Linked DNA regions of Mus musculus: regions 2 and 3 are each linked to region 1. A link is a loop called in an ENCODE intact Hi-C map of the cell type or tissue named here. Cell type or tissue: left cerebral cortex. All regions are shown on one strand.

Region 1 (2,500 bases):
AGACTCTGCTTCAAAAACAATAAGGTAGAGAGTAATCAAGGGAGCAACAATGTGGCAAGTTCACTTGCTTGCCAGAGCTGTCCTAGGTCCTCGCCAACAGGTGGTGGTGAGTGTATCCTATGAGCTCAGTTGACCTCACATGGCATCACCAGAAAACCTGGCTTCCCAGCTATGCCTTCTGGATGCAATGCTATCCAGTTCCCATTTTACAGAGAAGAAAACCCACATTGAAGAGCAGTGTGCTCCGTGCTGGGAAGGCCACTGAAAGTGGGAAGCAGAATCAAGCTCGTAGGCACAGAGCCATTTCAGCTTGACATCTCTTGCATGGAAGGAGGTGTGAATGCCATGGCCCACATATGGAGCTCAGAGGACAACCCACAGCGGTCAGTTCTCTCCTTCCACCATGCAGGTCCCAGGGACTGAACTCAGGTTGTTGGGATTCAAGGCCAGGGCCTTTATCCACTGAGCTATCCCCTGGCCCTTACTTCATCTTTCTAGATCTGTCATGGACCTGTCCTTTTACACAGGAGCATCACTTCCTGGTCACTCCAGGCCTGGCTGCTATTTGTATAAAATTCAAAGCATGGGACAATTCCTTCATCACTGATCCACATAGATTTCTCAGCAGCCCCTGAGAGAGGCCCACAGGTGTCATCGTCACAAGAAAGAGTGGCACAGGTGATGAATCATAGACTTTCATAGGACCTCAGTGCCCCAGCTCCTGACACCTTGCAGTGCAGTGGAGAGCCCAGGTCTTCAGACATATTGTTCTATTTCATCCAGTTCAGCACAAGCTCAGAGCTCAGTCACTCACATAACAGTGAAACATTCACCCTGGATGACAGGGAATATTTTCACCACCTTGAAGAGCAAATTTCCTTCCCATCCCATTTGCTAAGTGAGAAGAGACTAGCTCAGAAATCCCCTGGGGAAGGATGCTAAGCCCTGTCTCTGCATCTGTTCCAGAATGTTCCACTGCCAGCTCTAGGCTTGTGTGCTGTGCCTCTGGCTGTACATGCTGATGGATCCTAGTCACTGCCACCAGGGCATTGCTGGTCAGAGGAGATGTAGGTGCCAGTAGCCAGAGAGCAGCTCAGAAAGAGATAGGATGAAATCAGTACAATTCTGAGAGACAGCAAGGCTTTGTGTCACCTGCCCCAGGAAACACCTTCTTCCCTAGAACCTGGTCTGAAAAAGAAAACAGCATCTTCCACCATCCCACTCAAGATGGTCCATTTGGGGATTAGGTAGAGCAGAGATGGGGCTGATGTGGCTCCTGGAGTTTAAGTTAGGACCCTTTGGTGAGCACAGACCATGCCAGCAGAGGGAGCAGATGTCTCAGGCTGGCACACTTCATCTTTTATAAATAGTTGTACTTGCTGGAAGCCAGTACAAGGGCAGACCCAGCTTCTCTGACTGACAGGCCGAGTCTTGTCCATCTGTTTGTACAGCATTGCCTTCCTGCCCAGCAGCCTAAGGCCACACCAGGTTTTCATGCACCCAGAACACAGAGCCCAGCATATGCTGGCCCCATGTGGTTGGTGATATATGAGTTTTGTGAGCTTATAAAGTAAGAAAAGGCTTGGGGACAGACACTTGCTGGAGCAAATGAGATTCTTGTCCCTTGGAGATAGTCCAGAGAAGCTGGGACTGTGTGACAGGCATGTAGTGGGCAAGCTTGGGTCTCTGAAAAGTGGTGAGACCAGAGTGAATGTTCTGTGCTATTCTCCATATCACCTATGGATCCTAATGTCCATCTGGAGTGACACAAACTGGGTGCCATAAGGGCCATGGGTGACTTAGAATGACTGTGGCCTCCCCTCAAGCTCTTCTATATATAGGACCTCCTCTGTGTGCTCCTGGAGTCCTTGTCCCCATGCTGGGGCCCCAGCTTTCTGGAGCAGGAACAGCTAAGAGATGCTTCTCTCTCCGAGCAAGGGCACCTCTCATTCACTGCTCCACCCTGAGCACCCCAAACTGGCACCTAAGAGGTTAACAGGTCCACTAGGCTTTCTGAAAAATCCAGGGGCCCACTCCAGGATGGCAACTTCCAGATCCTTTGATCCTTGGGGAACCCCGTGAACCTCTTCCATTTCCAAACTCCCCATTTTCTACAAGCAAAGGATCCCTTGATCTTTGGGTCAGAAAGGGATGCTCCAAGGTACAGCTCCATGAGGGCAGGGAGTTGGTTCAGCCATATTTTCATGCCTGGTAGCATTTAAATAACCAGTACCAAAGAGGTGAATGGCTAAGTGAATAAGTCATGCCCTCCCCACCCCCAGCATACTCTCTATGCTCTCTGAAAAGTTTGGAGACAGTGAACAGCATGCCACCTTGATGTCACACTCCCTAGGTCCCAGGCCTGGCTTTGCCTTTTGTCCAGTGGATGACCTTGGGTAGGCTCTTTGGTTGTTTACTCTAGTAACCAAGAGATCATCTTCCTCCCCTGCAAGCACACCGTGGTGCCACACTTTGGTCTAGCACGTAGAAAGTATCCTGT
Region 2 (2,500 bases), 120 kb before region 1:
TCCCTTTTCAGTCAAGTTCCAAAGTTAAACAGCATTTTCCCCAAGAAGGCTGCTGTGGCATACCACCTTAAGGAGGTTATTCATCCATCATTATACCTTCTCTATGGATTTAACTCAGTTGCCATAACAAGTAGAGATCTGCTTTTGTGTCTCTGCAAAGGCCACCTTCTCCACAGGAATAGCAGAGTCATCTGGAGGTTTAGGGACATTTGTCGTCCCCTAGGGAGTTAGCAGTGTCTCTATAGTTAAGTCTGGGTTCAGCCATGGCTATAGGCAGGCAGAGGGGAAAATAAAGCAAGACAGAAACAGACCTGTTGTCTTAAAGGCACTGGCTTGGATGAGGCACACACCTTTTCTGCTCAGATCCCATTGTTAGGAATCTCAGGCTGGAAAGTATGGTCTCTCTGGGCAGCCATGTCCACACTGATAACTGTACCTTTCTGGGAGGAAGGCATGCATGGAATTCAGTGGGTATGGAGGAATCTTCTGTTGTGGCCTCTAGGAGACCTTGTGGAGAAGCAGGTAACCCAGGGTTTGGGTGGGTGACTCAAGAACCCCAGGCGACCATCATCCAGGCTGTGAACCATTCTGTGCCTGGTTCTCTGCTGCTCTGTACTAAGGGGACAGTCCTTGGGCTCTCAGTCTCTGTTTTCTCTGACCATGCCTGTGGACTGGGCCTTCTCTAAGATCTCTCTCCTCTTTTGTGCCAGGTCGGTGATAATCAGGCTCATGGTTGAGCACTGGAGCTCAGTTAAGAGCCCCATCAGCAAATAAAAGTCACAGCGCCTCATGGGAGCCATGCAGACAGACAAACCTTCCAGTATCCGAGAAGCGCCTTTGAAGACAGATGCAGAGAGATGTCTTTTTTTTTTTTCATTTTCTTGTGTTATTTTTTTTTGCATTTGATGTAAAATTTGGCAAAGTGTTCAAGACACAAATCTTAAATGTTCCATTAACCAAACGAAACCTCTCGTGACTGGCTGTACTATGTATTAGATGTTATATACAGTAGACCACTACATCAGTAGTTTATGCACTTGAGCTATTTCAGGGTCGTTACATCATGAAATGAAACCTCAAGAAGTTCAATAAAATGTAGAACAATACAATTACAGATGTGTATCATTAAGTTTTCACAAATATTTTAGGAAATACTATCATAGTTTATATAGATATATATAAAACTTGGGAAAAAATCTTAAGTCCTTTTGGTGATATAGCAAGGCAGTATGTTCATTTGTAAAGTGGAAGTCCTGTTAACACGTCTGCATCGTTGACCTTCCAAAGGCTACAAACTGGCTGTTCAGTGCTGAGGCTCTCATCCCAGCTATTTCCTCTTCACATGCAGAAGATTATCTTTGTCATCCTTGACTGTCACAGGCATCCCCACGTTCCTGCCAATACCGGAGTCACCCAATAGGTGTCACTGTGTGCTCTTGAAAGTAATAAAAGTATGCTTAAAAAAAAAACCCTATCTAAAGTTAACTTGGACAAAGGGGATAAAAATCTCATTTGTATTCGAATGAACGACAGCTAATATTTATCCAGCACTTTAAGAGTTGAGGTCACAAGCTGAATTCCCAACACTTCAGGATCCTCATGGTCAGGTGGGGAAACTGAGGCTCTGAGACTCTGACTTGGCTGAGACCACACAGTTAATACACAGCACAAGCAGGATCTAGCCTCATTGTCTCTGCATCTGGAACCTTCCTTTATAACAAAGCCACCAGAGTAAGCTGTACAGGAGTAACTTGTCCACCATGGTCTCCGCAGACAGCATTCTGGGCTTATTTATATCTGTCCCCATTGGGAATGGAAGCATGGAAGACAAAGGATACTCTACTTGGGGATCACTCATGTCGGTCTTCTGTACCTATGGAGAACAGGAACCATCCTCACCTGGAAGGGCAGCTGTCTCTCTCACAAGGGTGGGCAGTGTCCACACTGCTGGTAAGGGCACCACTGGCCACCACTGGCCTCAATGGGAAAAGCCAGTCTCTGCCCCTCCCCCCTGAATACCTTGGCTGCTGTCACCTCCTCTCACTTTCTGGGGATGATCCCACACCCTCATCCCTGATCCTTTTTCCTCTTCCCACCATCAGCTTCTATCAGCCCCTGATCTTTCCAGATGCCAGTAATTCCAAGAAGAGATCCAGTCAAGAGTCAAGCTGCTGCTGCCCAAAGGACCTGGCTTTGCCTTCTTGGTTTCTGTATCATTACCCCGTCCCAAGACAGCAGGTTCTCTCCCAGCTTCAAAGAAAACAGGAGGCAGAGGAAAAGCCTGTGAGTAGAGAAACATAGGAACTTCATTCTCTCTGCCTCCTTGGAAAGCCACATGGCTGTTGGCAAAGCGTGCTAAAGAGCTGGGAAGATGGTTCAGTCAGTAAAGTGTTCATCTTGTAAGGGTAAGGACTGAGTCCAATCCCAGGACCCACATTTTAAAAAAATGCTAGGGGCTGGAGAGATGACTCAGCAGTTTAAGACACTTGCTGCTCCCAGC
Region 3 (2,500 bases), 200 kb after region 1:
CACTTAGTGGAGAGTGGGGGAGTATAAAGGCCACCTGGGGTGGGGACACTTAGCTCCCTGAGGACAAAACTTTCAACTGACAAACTGGATCAAACTGGATCGTCTCCAGTCTCCTCTCTGACGTCAGTATTCACTGCCAAGGGAAAAATAAGTCAAATGCCAGGGAGGGCCCAGCACATGCCTCCCCAGACCCACAGTCAGCATCTCCAAGACAAGGCCGATCCCACATGCCTCACAGAAGGCGTGTTACCTCAGAGATGAGTGTCTACACCTAACACGCATGATCTCAACCTGACATTGAAGAAAATCTTGGCAAACCCACGCAGGAATCTTTCATAACAGAAATGACCAGTGCCCTCTCAGAGGGTCCAGGTCATGCCAGAGAAGAGCCAAGGCCCTGCCAGAGCAGATCGGAGCTGTGAGCACTGCCTGCTGCCTGAATCCTGGCCTGGATCCCAGAAGGGAAAAGGGCCATTGATAGCAAAGACGGTGAGATCTGAATAAAGTCTGCGCATTCACGGATGGCATCACACCCAGACGATTTCCTTGGTTTGGGTCACGGTGTTCTGATGACATGAGGTGTTAGAGAAGGAAGAAAGGATGGAGAAAGCACTATTGCTGAGTGAAAGTCACTCGCTCTGTAACCTCACTGACTTTCCTCCAGGTCTAAAACTGTTTTGAAATTAAAAAAAAAAAAAAGTCAACATATCCTGCGATTTGAATAAGGGATTTTTAAAATCAGCCGAGCACTGGCTGTTATCTTCGGTATGAGACTGAGTGGTGTTCGCCCCGGGTTCAGGTCCCTCTGCAATCACAGCAGATAACTGGGGCTGGAAAAGGGGTGAGGATCTTTTCAGGTGTAACTAAGCTGTGGTCAAACTGCAGTAGAATGGAACCTGGTGGCAGGTGTCTTTGCAAGAAGGCCTTTGAACACACATGCACAAACTCGGAGACCCCTATGTCAATGGCCACAGAGATCTACAAGCCAAACAACACTGAGCATCTCCGGTAACCAGCAGATGCTATGGTAACCAGCAGATGCTATGGAGAGAACGCTGGCTAGGTTCCTATTGAGAAACTGCAATGGAAGAACCCCCTCGCCTGGATATCATGCTTCCAGCTTCCAGACTGTGAAGGAATACACTTCAGTTGTCTGCAGCACTTGGGATTGTGTTACAGTAGCCCATCTCACCCGTGGTTTTGCTTTCCAAGGTTCAGTTATCTGTAGCTAGATGCAATTCAAAATAGCAAGTGGAATATCCCAGAAATATACACTTGATAGGTTTCAAACATCTTGAGATTTCTAAGTAGGAACATGGAATCTTATCCTGCCCCACTCTCTCAACCTTTGCTCAGAGTATCTACACTGTATACACTACCCACCTGTTAGTTACACCGCTGTTTCTGCCATGGGATTGATTTCCACAGTATCACTAGCCTTATGCTATATGCAGCGTGCCCATACTGTATACTACCTGCCCACTAGGTACTTAGCCATGACTTTTATTAAGTTTACTATCATAATCAGTTTTTAAAGCTTTATTTATTTATTTTATGTGTATGAGTACACTGCCACTCTCTTCAGACACACGAGAAAAGACCATCAGATCCCATTACAGATGGTTGTGAGCCACCATGGGGTTGTTGGGAATTGAACTCAGGACCTCTGGAGTAGCAGTAGCAGTGGTTAAGTTAGTTCTTAACCACTAAGCCATCTCTCCAGCCTCCAGGGCTTATGTTTTATATACTATATCCACACTGTATACAGTACCTTTTAGGCACTTAGCTATCTCTGTCATCTAATCGACTATCATAGTATTATATGTGTACACACACACACACACACATACATACACGTAGTATTATAGGGTCTGTGTTTTCTTCAGTGCAGCCACACTGAGGCACTTAGTTGTCTCATAAACATTATCGTGTCACAGCTTATGTCTAAATAATCTTTGTTTTACTTGATATAGCAATCTTAGTTCATCATTCATTATTGTTGTCTCTTTCTGTATCTAATTTATAAGTTAGACTTTACCACAACTATGTATATAGAGAAGAAGAGTATAGCATTCATAGAGTTCATTATTGTCAGTGGTTTCAGATATTCATGGGAGTCAAGAATCCATCCCTTGAGGATACAAGAGAATTCCTTCCTGTGTTGCATCAGTCCTAGCAGTGTAGCACACTCTTGGTAGCACCCCTCCTGAGGCCCTGTACTCCTACTTGGCCTAGGACGCCCCCTATAGGCCAAGGAGAGGCCCTCCTCACAGCCTGGTTGGCTGAGGAAATCCAACATACTCCTTATATAATGCAACCTCTGAGGTCGGTAGGTGCCAGGACAGTGGTAGGGTTCTCTCCTCTGGCTTTGCCTGGCAAAAGGAAGATAAATGGTTACTACTAACTGTTGTCTTCCAGGAGAAACTGTGCCGTTAGACCTGAATGGGGGGAGGGAGCCATCATGCTCCAGCAGGGGGGCCAGCCTCTGTATGGGAGGCAA

The links. A loop is a pair of places that touch in the nucleus more often than their neighbours do. Peaks named below come from ENCODE experiments on the same cell type or tissue, not always from the same donor. Only the 100,000 strongest peaks of a DNase experiment are listed, where the experiment ranks them.
Region 2: it touches region 1 in a loop (4-fold over the local background); 7 of 42 quality-filtered maps call a loop at or near these places.
Region 3: it touches region 1 in a loop (3.0-fold over the local background); 12 of 42 quality-filtered maps call a loop at or near these places.

The regions. Positions count from the first base shown.
Region 1 is chr2:92,691,680-92,694,179 of GRCm38, reverse strand. No RefSeq gene overlaps it. Among named protein-coding and RNA genes, the nearest start is that of Gm13816, 49 kb to the left of the region's middle. In left cerebral cortex, a CTCF peak has its summit at 1,308 (motif pointing right); DNase peaks (open chromatin) are centred at 346, 996 and 1,412; H3K27ac peaks cover 2,500 bases.
Region 2 is chr2:92,810,082-92,812,581 of GRCm38, reverse strand. The region is part of intron 1 of Gm39880 (a long non-coding RNA gene); the gene reads right to left. Gm32413 (a long non-coding RNA gene) reads right to left here. Exons shown (of 2, transcript XR_374794.3): 2 at 863-1,394. Among named protein-coding and RNA genes, the nearest start is that of Gm32413, 4.4 kb to the right of the region's middle. In left cerebral cortex, a CTCF peak has its summit at 1,415; DNase peaks (open chromatin) are centred at 31, 710, 1,420 and 2,403; H3K27ac peaks cover 1,511 bases.
Region 3 is chr2:92,488,646-92,491,145 of GRCm38, reverse strand. No RefSeq gene overlaps it. Among named protein-coding and RNA genes, the nearest start is that of Slc35c1, 30 kb to the right of the region's middle. In left cerebral cortex, a CTCF peak has its summit at 2,251 (motif pointing left); DNase peaks (open chromatin) are centred at 365 and 1,078; H3K27ac peaks cover 471 bases.